Regions from separate parts of the Homo sapiens genome. Here region 2 is linked to region 1. A link is a contact called in ENCODE Hi-C or POLR2A ChIA-PET data. All regions are on one chromosome and are shown on one strand. Each heading gives the region's core, a stretch centred on a gene start or an enhancer-like site at or near the end of the contact. The rest is flanking DNA. Distances are from core to core; before and after follow the strand shown.

Region 1 (6,773 bases), core at 3,641-6,140:
CAACCTAGGCAACACAGCAAGACCCCATCTCTAGAAAAAATATGGTAATCTTTTTTAAATAGAGCAAATTAGAAAATTCACAAAGCTAAGATGACTAGTAAATATATTATGTGCCAAAACACATATATAGATTTTGCAATGATATTTATAGGATTGAATGTGAAAATAAAAGTATGTTATTGCCTCTCTGAGGTTTTGTGTCCTCCTTGCTTTGTGTTATGCCTGTGTCTGCAACTTTTCACAATCATTAATTACATTTAATGCTTCTAGCTCCTAAAATAGTCATGAAAATAGAACTACAAACCTTTAGACTAGGAATTATTCTAGAAACTCATTCAGATCCTTCTGTAGTTTATAAGCATGATGACTGAGTATTCACCCGCATGTGTGAGACGTGCTGCCCTTAAACTTTGTTATGGTGTCACACACTGCTAGCCTGAAATGGAAGAAAAATAAATAAATAAAAGCAAAAAGCTAATTTTTAAAAAGTGGCTGTCAATTACTTTTATCATCTATAAGCCTTCCTTTTTTCTTCTTTTTGAGATGGGATATTGCTCTGTTGCCTAGGCTGGGGTGCAGTGCCACAATCATAGCACACTGTAGCCTCAAATTCCTGGGTTCAAGGGATCCTCTGCCTCAACACACCTGGCTAATTTTTTTATTAGCTGGTGTCTCACTGTGTTGACCCAGGCTGGTGTCAAACTCCTGGCCTCAAGGGATCCTCCTGCCTCAACCTCCCAAAATGTTGGGATTAAAGGCATGAACCACCATACCTGGTCCAGGATGTTAACTTTGGAGAATAGTTTATTTATGGAATATAGGTCCTCTCTCCTAACTATGCTGAATTGTTCCTTGACTTTCTAGGTTTTTTTGTTTTTGTTTTTTAAAGATGGAATCTCCCTCTGTCATTCAGTTTGGAGTACAGTGGTGAAATCATAGCTCACAGCAACCTCAAACTCCCAGGCTCAAGTGATCCTCCCACCTCAGCCTCCTGAGTAGCTAGGACTACAGGCATGCACCACCATGCCTGGCTAATTTTTTTTTATTTTTTGTGGAGTTGGGGGGTCTGCCTATGTTGGCCAGGCTGGTCTTGAACACCTGGCCCTGAAAGATCCTCCCACCTCAGCTTCCCAAAGAACTGGGATTATGATGTCAGCCACCACACTCAGCAGACTTTCTACTATTATTGTTGTGTTTAGCTTTGTGTTGCTTAAATTGTCAAGAACTAATATTAAGAATGAAGTTAATGGTATTAATGCACAAATATACTGGTCTCTGCCAAGTCAAAAATGTAAGACTATAGTATCCTAACTGCTGAGTTACTTCTTGATAACCTAATGCATTAGTTTGCTAGAGCTGCCAATAACAAGTATCACCAATTGTGTGGCTTAGAAATTTATTGTCTCAGTTTTGGACGCCACAGATCCAAGATCAAGGTGTTGGCAGAAATGATTTTTCTGTGGGCAGAGAGGGAAAATCTGCTGCATATCTCTTTCCGGCTTCTGGTGGTTTTTTCTTAGTTTATAGAAGCATCACCTGAACCACGGCCTTCATCTTCAGATGGTATGCGTGTCTCTCTGTCCAACCTTTCCCTTTCATAAGGACACCAGTCCTATTGGATTAGGGTCCACCATAATGACCTCATCTTTACTTGATCACCTGCAAAGACCTTGTTTCCAAATAAGGTCATATTTCGAGGGGTTAGGACTTCAACATGCAAATTTTTTACTTCAACATGCACATTTTTGGGCAACAAAATTTAACTCATAACACAATAGCCTACCTGGCCTCACCCAAACTTCACCCAGCAGCCAAGATCCTTCAGGAGCTGGCTGCATTTGCCTTTCTTGTCTTTTTTTTTTTTTTTTTTTTTTACCAGGTGCAGTGGGGCAATCACAGCTCACTGCAGCCTCAACTTTCCAGGCTCAAGAGATTCTCCCACCTCAGCCTCCCCTGTAGCTGGGACTACAGAGGTGCACACCACCATGCCTGGCTAGTTTTTTTACTTTTTGTAGAGATCATGGGCAGGGGGTGGTCTCCCTATGTTGCCCAGACTGGTCTCAAACTCCTGGGCTCAAGCCATGCATCCAGGTCGGTCTCCCAAAATGCTGGGATCACAGGCCAGAGCCACTGCACCCAGCCTGCAGTCAGCATTTCTAACCAGTTCCCAGGCGATGCTTTCAAGACCTCTTTTAGCACTACATGTTTTCAGCTTAATCAAACTTTTTTATTTTCTCCTAAACTGCAAACTTTCCATATTTCAAAACAATATAAAAAGTTCTCAGACTATTAATGCGGAGAAGAATCTTGGTAATTTAGAACACTACTTTTGGCCAGGCTCAGTGTCTAACGCCTATAATCCTAGCAGTTTGGGAGGCCAAGGTGGGCAGATTACTGGAGCCCAGGAGTTCAAGACCCGCCTGGGCAACATAGCAAAACCCCATGTCTACAAAAAATACAAAAATTAGCCAGTGTGGTGGCGCATGCCTGTAGTCTCAGCTCCTCGGGAGGCTGAGGTGGGAGGATCATCTGAGCCTGGGGACCTCAAGGCAACAGTGAGCCGTGATTGCACCACTATACTCTAGCCTGGGTGACAGAGCAAGACCCTGTCTCAAAAAAAAAAAAAAAAAAAAAAAAAAAATTACAGCATGGAGACAGCAGAGGATTAAATAAGTGCAAGGATTCACTAACATTTGGGAGCAAAAGAGTAATATAATAAATGCAATGATTAAGAAAAATAGACATTTTTGGAGAGTAATTTTGCAATATTTAAAATGTACTCACCCTTGGATTTAGCAATTTTTCTCCCAGGAATTTATCCTGCAGGTGTTCTCATACATGAACAAAATGGCATTCATTCAAGGCATTCACTGTAGCATTGTTCCTACTAGCAAAAGATTAGAAACAGTCTAAATGTCCTCTGCCAAAGAACTGGCTCAGGTAATTATGGTACCTCACTGTCTTCATGCATCTTACAATTACAGCTAGGTTCTTTATTTCCATGCTTTGATTCTAATCCTTAGGAAACTTGGCCTTGGGGTACTGCTTATTATTGTGAGATAGAAAAAATAATGTTTTAATTCCTAGTCCATAAAAGACAGTTTAAAAAATGAACATAGAGCCACTAAAAAGATAAAGTTAGCTCTATGTGTTCTAAGAAGGATAATTTTCCAAGATATATATTTCTGGGGGGAGAAAAGGATATGAGCATAACAGTATGTATAGTATGTACCATTTGTGCTTAAAAATAAATTGCATGTCTCTCAAAAAAGAGATTAAAAAAATTTTTTTAATAAAAGTTGCAATGTTTATATCCACATAGAAATATTTGTGAAGGGAAATACAGGACACTGATAACAATGGTTTCCTCTAGGAAAGGAAACCTGGGATCTGTTGCTGAGGCTGGAGTGCAGTGGTGCGATCTCAGCTCACTGCAACCTCCACCTCCTGGGTTCAAGAGATTCTCCTGCCTCAGCCTTCCGAGTAGCTGGGATTACAGGCATGAGCCACCATGCCTGGCTAATTTTTGTATTTTTTAGTAGAGACGGGGTTTCACCATGTTAGCAAGGCTGGTCTCAAACTCGTGACCTCAGGTGATCTGCCCGTCTTGGCCTCCCAAAGTGCTGGGATTACAGGCTGAGCCACTGTGCCAGGCTAGGCATACTTTTCAATGAATACTCTCTCATACCTTTTGAATTTTGCACCATACATGTGGGTTTCTTATGAAAAAAACATATATTTTAAAAGACCCAAATAACTTGGGAAGAAGAAGAAGAAAGAGCTTTAGGAAGGGAAGTGAAAGCTATTTCTGCCAAGCGGCACAGCTCTGAAGTAGTTGAATAAATGCTTCACCCAGAGATGAGAGTCAAGAGAAAGGTAAAGAATTCCCACTCACATTTCCTCCACCATGAGGACTCTGTATGGATTTAAAATTAATTCAATTTTGGAATAAAGAAATGACTGAATTTTCCAAAATTAAGGAAGGAAGAAAGAAAAGGAGGGAGAGAGAGAAGTAGGGGAGGGAAAGGAAAAAATGCAATTGGTAGCAGCATGCAGGATGGCAGAGGAAATCTGAGGTTTCCTGGGTAGCCCAGGGAGTGAGCTGATAATTGTCTGCACTGTGTAGGAGAGATTGGCATGAGGAGGGAGAATAAGAGTCAGTGCCATTTTAAAAGGAGAAATCAGGCTTGTTGACTAATTGGATATGCTTGAGAACTAGGAATGAGCATATCGTGAGCAGGATGATTTTGCAGTGACAGCTTTCCAGGAAAAATTGCTGCATTCTCAACATCTGCATGCATCTGAGAATTACACCTGGATTCTTCACTTCCATGCCTTGATTTTAATCCTTAGGAAAGTAGGCCTTAGGGTACTACTTGTGATTCTAAAATGGAATAAGTAATGATTTAATTCCCAGCCAGTAAAGGGCAATCCAAATGACTGGCTCCACCGTTTCCCTAGGGCTAGTTTGTAACCTGGGACAGAAATAAGCTGTGTGTATTAAATCAATACGATCACTCACAGGTGAAAAAAAAAAAAAAGGCATTGCTTTGGTGACTTTGTATTATATGAACTATTTCTGTTTCTGAACTGTTTACTTTCTTCAGATGATATAAGCCTGGCCACTTTTCTATGATGAGCTAACACCAGCTAGGAACTTGGTACCTTGAGCAAGTGCTCCAAGGTGCTATGATGCAACTTACAACCCCTGCCTGTCGCACTGGGTGTCACAATGGCCAGGCTTGCCTAAAAGAGAAGATTGTGTAACACTTCACAGTGCTCAAGTGCTTTCCTTCTCTCTACCAGCTTCAATGGGAGCTTCTTATCTGAGCATGGGAACAGAGCAGACCAGGGGAAGTGTTAGTGTGCACCACCCAGAAGGCACTGTTGGTCATCCTCTGATCTCTTCAAGCTTGATCACGTGGATAATGAAATCACTGCCTACTACAGCATTCCCGATGTGAAACAGGATTACTACACAGTATATCTATGAAACACTGTGACATATGTGTTTGTCATGTTTTATTATTCAGAATTAGCAAAAGAAGTGGGGCTCTGCCTGCCTCCACAGATGCCACTGTCCTGTTTCTCCAACTTTGGCTCCTCAATTCTTGTCATTCCCTAAGGCTGCGTCCTCAGCACTCTTTTCTCTGTGTGATATTCTCCATTTCCACATTTTTGCATTTCACCCATCAGGTGATTGACTTCCAAATCCACTTCTGTAGCCTTGATTTCTCCTGGGGTTGATCTAACCACCTAGCAGGCACCTCTTCCTACTTACTTCAAAGTCAGAATTTCCAAAAATGAGCGCTTTACACCACCCCTTTCCTTCCAGTATTTTCTCTTCCTTACTTTTCTACACTACACCCCAAGTCTATCAAGCACGTAAGGTAGATTCCTAGAGTAATTTTTCTTCCTCCTTCTGTCTTGCCATGCACCTCATGCTAGAGCTGTGGCCTTGGTTCAGGACCTCGTCACCTCTCTACTCCTATTCTAACTACCTCTTGAATGGATTTCTCTATTTTTAGTTTCTCCTCTTTCTACTTCTCTGTCACACTGTTGCCTGAATATTCCTTCAAATGCTCCGAACCTTCTTTGCAACAGAGTTTACCTTATTCCAACAAGCTGGGAATGTGTCCTAAAAATTTTCTCATGGTTTTTGTTGTCTCCTTGTAGTGTTATCATCATCGACGAATTTCTCTAAATGTAAATGTTTCTTTTTTTTTTTTTTGGAGACGGAGTCTCACTCTGTTCCCTAGGCTGGAGTGCAATGGCACAATCTTGGCTCATCGCAATCTCTGCCTCCTGGGTTCAAGGGATTCTCCTGCCTCAGCCTCCTGAATAGTGGGATTACAGCCGCACCACCATGCCCAGCTTTTTTTTTTTTTTTTTTTTTTTTGGTATTTTTAATAGAGACGGGGTTTCACACATTGGCCAGGCTGGTCTTGAACTTCTGACCCCAGGTGATCCACTCACCTCGGCCTCCCAAAGTGCTGGGATTATAGGGGTGAGGCACCACACTTGGCCTAAACTTTTCTTAAACTTTAATATTATTAGTCTATATCACATCCTGGGTAATGAGTTATCTAAGTTTACCATGTTTGGGGTAAAACTGTTTCTCAATTTGTGTTAAGATTCTAGCAAAATACTGCTCAAACTAAGTTTAAAGGCTAATTTTGTTGTTGTTGTATGTTTTTTAGAGACATGGTCTTGCTCTGTTGCAAAGGCTGGAGTGCAGTGGCACAGTATAGCTCACTGCAGCCAGCCTCAAACTCCCAGGCTCAAGCAACCCTCCAACCTTAGTCTCCCAAGTAGCTGGAACTACAGGTGTGTACCACCACACCTGGGTAATTTTTTTTTAATTTTTAATTTTTATTTTTTGTAGAGACAAGGTCTCACTATGTTGCCCAGGCTGGTGTCAAACTCCTGGCCTCAGTTGATCCTTCTGTCTCGGCCTCTCAAAGTGCTAGGATTACTGGTGTGAGTTACTACACTTAGCCCACCACTTATTGTTTAAGGGCAATTTACTGACTCATATAAACACAAAATCCAGAATTTTTTCTAGTCGGGCATGGCTGCTTCTAGTGGCTCAATATCATATTAGGAATATGTTTGTCTCTTTCTTCTGGACAACCCAAACTATACACTCAACCTGTTTGAACAACCCAGCAAAAAGACAGTTTTTACTTAAAACTTCTGCAAGAGAGTTTCGGCAAGGACTTTTCATTGTCCCAGATTTAGTCACATACCCATCTCTAAGAAAGTGCAGTGCC
Region 2 (6,588 bases), core at 211-2,710, 5.9 Mb before region 1:
ATGCCAGCTGCTATGGTCAACTCAAATACAACTCCCAGGAGAGATGTCATCAAGAGCCCACCAGTTGTGAGTAGTGTACTAGTTACTATGTAAATATATCCCTTCTTCAAGCAGCTTACAATCCTTCAGGGGTAGAAAAAGCCTTGCTACATAAGATAATTAGAGAATAAAATAAGACATGTTACCATAAAGTGCTCATTTGGATATTTTGTATGCCCCTAGTAAACACTCACCAAGACTCTGTACTTCTATTATCCTGTTCAAAGCACTATCAGGTTTTCCTGGCCTACACAGACTTTATTGAATGTACTTTGCTAACAGATTATTTTTCCTAAATATGTCTCTTTGATAACCTAAATGATCTCTCCATCCTTTATATAATTCTGGACCATGAGATTCTAGTTATGGTGCGTATGTGCCTACCACCCACAGTCACATGTGGCTACAGAATGCCTTCAGAATGAGTAGTAACCTTAAGGACTCACATTTATGTGGCTTCTGTACCAAAATGAAGCTGCCATTTTTCAGTGTGAATATGTTTTTTTTCTCTCATGACATAGACAAATGTTGATGTTTACTACAAGTTGGTACATTAGTTGCTAATTAAGTTCCTAGCTGCTCCAGCCAAAACTTGCTGTATTGAATCCAAGAAAAGAATGGCAGCTATATCAAAAATAAGTTGTTGGGGGATTTTTTTGTTTTGTTTTATTAAAGGAAAGTTGTATATTAAAGAATATAGGGAACTTACAAGCTGGGATCTAGGAAACTTTAAGTCTTGGCTTCCTTCTAAGCTGAGTTGGTGGTTCAAGTCCATCCACATCTGTTACCAGGTCCTGGTCAAAGCTGCATAAATACCAGCAATCTAAATATGAGGCAGTAAAGTTAACTGTTTATTGTTACTCACTTTTTCGAACCCACCTCCAAATTCCCAGGGAAACAAGTTAGTGTTTGGGAACCCACAGGAGGTCAGGTTTATTTTAGGAAGGACTTCCTCCTGTCTTCTCCACATCTCTGCAAAGATGTCTTCTGAGCTTCATCTCTCACCTGTCCCTCGCAGTCTCACCACCCTCAGCCAGGCCTGCCTACATTCACCAGCCGAGGGTAACTCCCTGTTCACGTCCGGGTCTGTGGCAGTTTCTGTTCACTTCCCCTTTGGAAAGTCCCAAATCACATGCTTTTATGCCCTGCACATTTTGGCCTACAAAGGACCTTATTGTTAAGGCAGAACCTGCTGGGAAAACAAAATATCCGCCGGAGGAGCTTTGCTAGAGCGTTGGTCTTGGTGTCAGAGAGAATTCGCTTTCCTTTTCTGTTTCCCGCGGTGTCCTTAACCAAAGGCCTCCTCTCTTCACCCGCCCCGACCAAAAGGTGGCGTCTCCCTGAGGAAACTCCCTCCCCGCCAGGCAGATTACGTTTACAAAGTCCTGAGAAGAGAATCGAAACAGAAACCAAAGTCAGGCAAACTCTGTAAGAACTGCCTGACAGAAAGCTGGACTCAAAGCTCCTACCCGAGTGTGCAGCAGGATCGCCCCGGTCCGGGACCCCAGGCGCACACCGCAGAGTCCAAAGTGCCGCGCCTGCCGGCCGCACCTGCCTGCCGCGGCCCCGCGCGCCGCCCCGCTGCCCACCTGCCCGCCTGCCCACCTGCCCAGGTGCGAGTGCAGCCCCGCGCGCCGGCCTGAGAGCCCTGTGGACAACCTCGTCATTGTCAGGCACAGAGCGGTAGACCCTGCTTCTCTAAGTGGGCAGCGGACAGCGGCACGCACATTTCACCTGTCCCGCAGACAACAGCACCATCTGCTTGGGAGAACCCTCTCCCTTCTCTGAGAAAGAAAGATGTCGAATGGGTATTCCACAGACGAGAATTTCCGCTATCTCATCTCGTGCTTCAGGGCCAGGGTGAAAATGTACATCCAGGTGGAGCCTGTGCTGGACTACCTGACCTTTCTGCCTGCAGAGGTGAAGGAGCAGATTCAGAGGACAGTCGCCACCTCCGGGAACATGCAGGCAGTTGAACTGCTGCTGAGCACCTTGGAGAAGGGAGTCTGGCACCTTGGTTGGACTCGGGAATTCGTGGAGGCCCTCCGGAGAACCGGCAGCCCTCTGGCCGCCCGCTACATGAACCCTGAGCTCACGGACTTGCCCTCTCCATCGTTTGAGAACGCTCATGATGAATATCTCCAACTGCTGAACCTCCTTCAGCCCACTCTGGTGGACAAGCTTCTAGTTAGAGACGTCTTGGATAAGTGCATGGAGGAGGAACTGTTGACAATTGAAGACAGAAACCGGGTAGGTGTCTGTTCAGATGGAGCTAGCCTTTTAGGCAGATTTTGCAAAGCAGGCTTCCTTGTGCGTTTGCCCCTTTCCAAATGTGCTTGACCTCTTTGGGCAAATCTAGTTTCTTCCTTTGAGAAGACAACATCTAGGCACTTTAAGACAATTTTAAAAATTTAAACACAAAAGAACTACTTTTCTAATGTTTTCACTGAAGTAAAAAGGAGTTAACTCTAGAATCGTAATGTGTATTAACAGGTAACTTTTATTGAACACTTACTATGTGCAGTTGGTATCATTTTCAAAATGTATTACTACAGTTCATGTTCAGAGTAACCCACTGAGGCTCCTAATGTTATTAACTCCATTTTACAGATGAGAAACCTGAGGCAGGTTAAATAATTTGTCCAAGGTCTCCCAGGAAAAACAGTGGCAGAGCTAAGAATTTAGCTTGTGATAGTGTTGAATGTTTTTCTTATTTAATGTAGTTCCATGGAGCAGGGGTTAGTAAACTACGGCCCATGGGCTAAATCAAGCCTGCTACTGTTTTTTTCAGGCCCACAGGCTAAGAATGGTCTTCAGATTTTTCAATTTTTAATTTTCAGTGTTCATAAAGTTTTATTGGAACACAGTCATGCTCGTTTGTTTACATATTGCTTGTGGCTGCTTTTCTACTCCAAAGGCAATTGGATGGAGACTGTGTGCCCTTAAAGCCAAAAATATTTATTATCTGGCATTTTAGAGAAAAAGTTTTCCAATCTTTGCCCTACATTACACTTTGTGCCATTTAGTCTTAGCCCAAATGGGTAAATTGCAATCACACACACACACACACACACACACACACACACACCCTTTTTCTTTAATCAAAGTTTCAACATTCTTTGAGAATCAAAATTTAGAAACAATTCATTGAAAGAATGTGTTGCTAGTTTCAGTTTTTCATGTTAGTGAAGAAACTCATTTTTCTTAAGGTAGCATTTTGACAGGGCGAATTTTACTGATGACTTTACATTGAATGTGATATGAATTATTTTTTGATAAGTGAAGATGTACTGTGATGTGTATAAATGCTGACCTGTTTGAATGTGACTTATTCAGGCTCGTAAGTCAAAAGTCTTGTTTTGGAAGACATGTAGACAAATAAAGCCATGACTAAAAGTCAAAGGCTTTGTCTACACCACTCTATGATTTTCACATGGTTTTTTTCTCTCTCTCTCTTTTGGGTCATCCATTGTTTGTATATTCATACAAACTTCTGGGCATTTGATTGATTTGCTATAGCCTATGATGCAATTTAGTCTTTAGTGAATAAAGTTAGTGATCTTTTGTAGACTTGACAGACACAGGGCCTGTCCAAAGACCCAAACATGCATCTAATTTTGATGGCCAGTTTTCCCAACAAGTAAATTACTTTGCACTGTTGTCTGTAATGTTTATGTCGTTTTGTGTATTGAGAACCAGCTAGAACGCATTATAGTAGTCCAGCTGGATATGACAAATGTGTACATCACTGTGGCAGAATCTTAATTTGGAAGAAAGTATGCAGCCTTCAAGCCAGCTGGAGATGGAAGATGGCATTTCCAGCCACAGTAGCTGTTAGAAGTCCAGAAGCAACAGAGTCCAGTAACACCACAAAGCTGTTTATGTTTGGTGGGTATGATGTCCCGATTGCCAGCGAAACAGCACTTCTCCCTATTTACTCTAAATACTTCTGCCTATCAGCATCACTTTTGTCTTGCCTGGATTGAATTTCCGCCAGCTAGATTTTATCCAAGTTCTTGATTCTGGCAAGCTTGGAGGCAGCTAGCAGTAATGCAAGGGATTTGACACAAAGAAGATATAGAGTAACGGGACTTTTGTGTACTGGTAGCAGTTAAGGCCAAAACAACCCAAATTCTCCCTCTGATTCACATTTCAAAGGAGGCCCCAAAAGACTGAGCAGCTATAAATTTGAGGCTCTCTAGGAAGCAATAGTTTCTCTGTGAGAGTGTGGAATAATTTTTGTGTGCATCATTTACATGTATTATCAGTTCCAAAACTAAGATATGGTGGACAATGAGACGGAAGCATTAAGTTTGGTAGAATAATCTATATTGAGGTGGTGGTCATTGACAAATGTTTATCTTACAGCAGCAAAGTGTGATAAGACTGTAGAAGGGGAACACATGGATTTGAGGTCCATCTTGGCTTCTTACTATATGCGTTACTTTGGGCCAAATTACTGAAGTTCCCTGATGCTACATTTACCTGTGAAAATGGACATCATAAAATTTCTCACAGTATTTTAGTCAACATCAAATCAGAAATAGTGTTTATGAAAAAGCTTATAAATCAGAGCTATTTGATATGATAATGGTGTTGACTTTTGTAACCATTCATCTGGTTACATTTCTGTGTAAATTTAAGTTTGAGAGATTGAGGTAAATTCCCCATGTCGCAATTGAGATATACTTCTTAAAGTCCCTAGATTATACTGATTTGAAAAAGAAATTACCTCTTTCATCCCAGAACCTAACTAGGATTAGGTAGAGGGTTGGTGTTTAGTAAGCATTGATTACTTGATTGATAGACTAATTGAATTTATTTCTGAAAGTGTCTGGAATAAGCGTTGAAAACACATGACGTATTGAATTGTGTTGCCAGGCGTTAGAGAATGGATGAATGATGAAAATAAGATTTCCAAATTTGCTTTTTTGAAGGCTTAAAATAGCATTTAACTAAGTAATCAAGACTTCTATAAAATGGTCTTGTATTTTCATTCTTTTTCTGTTTCCCCATAGACATTTTCTACTTGATCTATTATTTTAATTTAGGATTCCCACCCCATTTCCTAGCCCCTGCCCGTAATTACAGCAGGCCTTCTGAAAATGACTTTATACATAGGTTTGTGTCCAGCAAGTACCCAAAAACTTATTCATTCATTCACTCATTCATTCAGTTTGAATTTATTGAGTGGCATCTTTGTGCCGGATGCCATGCTAGTGGTGAAAAGATAGGAGAAAAACACAGAGACTGTTTTGTCCTTTCGTGAAGTTGTGTTGTAGTGTTAATTAGTGTTGATAAAAGAATGTCTACTGTAGGCCAGTCATGGTGGCTTACGCCTGTAATCCCAGCACTTTGGGAGGCCGAGGAGGGTGGCTCTCGAGGTCAGGAGATGGAGACCATCCTGGCTAACACGGTAAAACTCCGTCTCTACTAAAAATACAAAAAAATTAGCTGGGTGTGGTGGTGGGAGCCTGTAGTCCCAGTTACTCGGGAGGCTGAGGCAGGAGAATGGCATGAACCTGGGAGGCGGAGCTTGCAGTGAGCTGAGATGGCGCCACTGCACTCCACCCTGGTGACAGAGCGAGACTCCATCTAATAAGAAAGAGAGAAAGAAAAAGAAAGAAAGAAAGAAAGAAAGAAAGAAAGAAAGAAAGAAAGAAAGAAAGAAAGAAAGAAAGAAAGAAAAGAAAGAAAGAAAGAAAGGAGGGAGGGAGGGAGGGAGGGAGGGAGGGAAGGAAGGAAGAAAGGAAGGAAGGAAAGAAGAATGTCTACTGTATACAAGGGACTATTCTAAATACTAGAGTTTCAGCAATAAATATATGCCATTTTATCAATCATTATAATAAAGCAATCCTTAATGGTAAGGGGGTACCCCTGTACTGCCTTGCTCCTCTTTTAGGATGCTAAGTTACAATTTGGCATTGTTACATCTTAGTTATAACTAAGTTACAACTTGGCACACCCATCAATTTAGGCAGTCATGAACTCTGGGAACGAAAGTGATCATATAAACATTTCCATAGTGTCTTAATAATCAAGCTGAACAGCTAAAGAGAGATGCATGTTTCATCCCTGGCCAGTTCAGAACACAATGCATCTGTAGTCCTGGAGACTCCACACACCTTCCATTTACACAGAAGAACCAGAGATGCCATGACTAGTCCACCTAAGAACAGTCCAGTTCTCCCAACATGAAGTTGAGCACCCAAGTCAATCTCCCCAGGAACATTGTATTGTCTGGCAAATTAGGAAAGATAAGAATTTCATCTGCAAAAAAAAAAGTATGAATAAGAAATTAGCTATGTCAATGTGACAATAAATATTCATTGGGTTAAGACATTAACTTTTTGTGGGAAACTGGTTCTTTAAAATTCTTTTTTAACATACAGGTTTTGCCTCCTGATTTACTTTTATCTGAGAGTTGAACTCTGCTGGGTTAAAAAAATCACCATTATATTTAAATAGCTATCTAAGGTTATTATAAAGGGAAGAAAACATTTTCATTAAACTGTACAATTGTGTTGGTAAGCCAGTGCTTTATGGAAA

The links. A loop is a pair of places that touch in the nucleus more often than their neighbours do. ChIA-PET counts read pairs that join two places held with the same protein, here RNA polymerase II (POLR2A). Pooled maps may share reads with other maps.
Region 2: a loop to region 1 is called in a map of naive thymus-derived CD4-positive, alpha-beta T cell, with 9 times the contacts of the local background. The contact joins the promoter of IFIH1 here to the enhancer-like site in region 1. A Hi-C loop is called at or near these places in 2 of 168 maps with a recorded cell type or tissue (both naive thymus-derived CD4-positive, alpha-beta T cell) and 6 of 50 pooled maps. POLR2A ChIA-PET finds 5 or more read pairs at or near these places in 1 of 52 experiments (activated CD4-positive, alpha-beta T cell).

Annotation. Positions count from the first base shown.
Region 1 is chr2:156,403,813-156,410,585 of GRCh38, reverse strand. It overlaps LOC124906173 (small nucleolar RNA U13), which reads left to right and starts at 340; the gene lies at 340-442. It also overlaps a transcript of GPD2 not described here. Within about 2 kb of position 4,890, at least 4 of the 41 ENCODE cell types and tissues checked have a DNase peak (open chromatin) inside an H3K27ac peak, as active enhancers do.
Region 2 is chr2:162,313,556-162,320,143 of GRCh38, reverse strand. It overlaps IFIH1 (interferon induced with helicase C domain 1), which reads left to right and starts at 1,460. Exons shown (of 16, transcript NM_022168.4): 1 at 1,460-2,289. The coding sequence starts at 1,837. It also overlaps a transcript of GCA not described here. RefSeq lists enhancers at 228-1,427, 996-1,545 and a silencer at 1,576-1,665.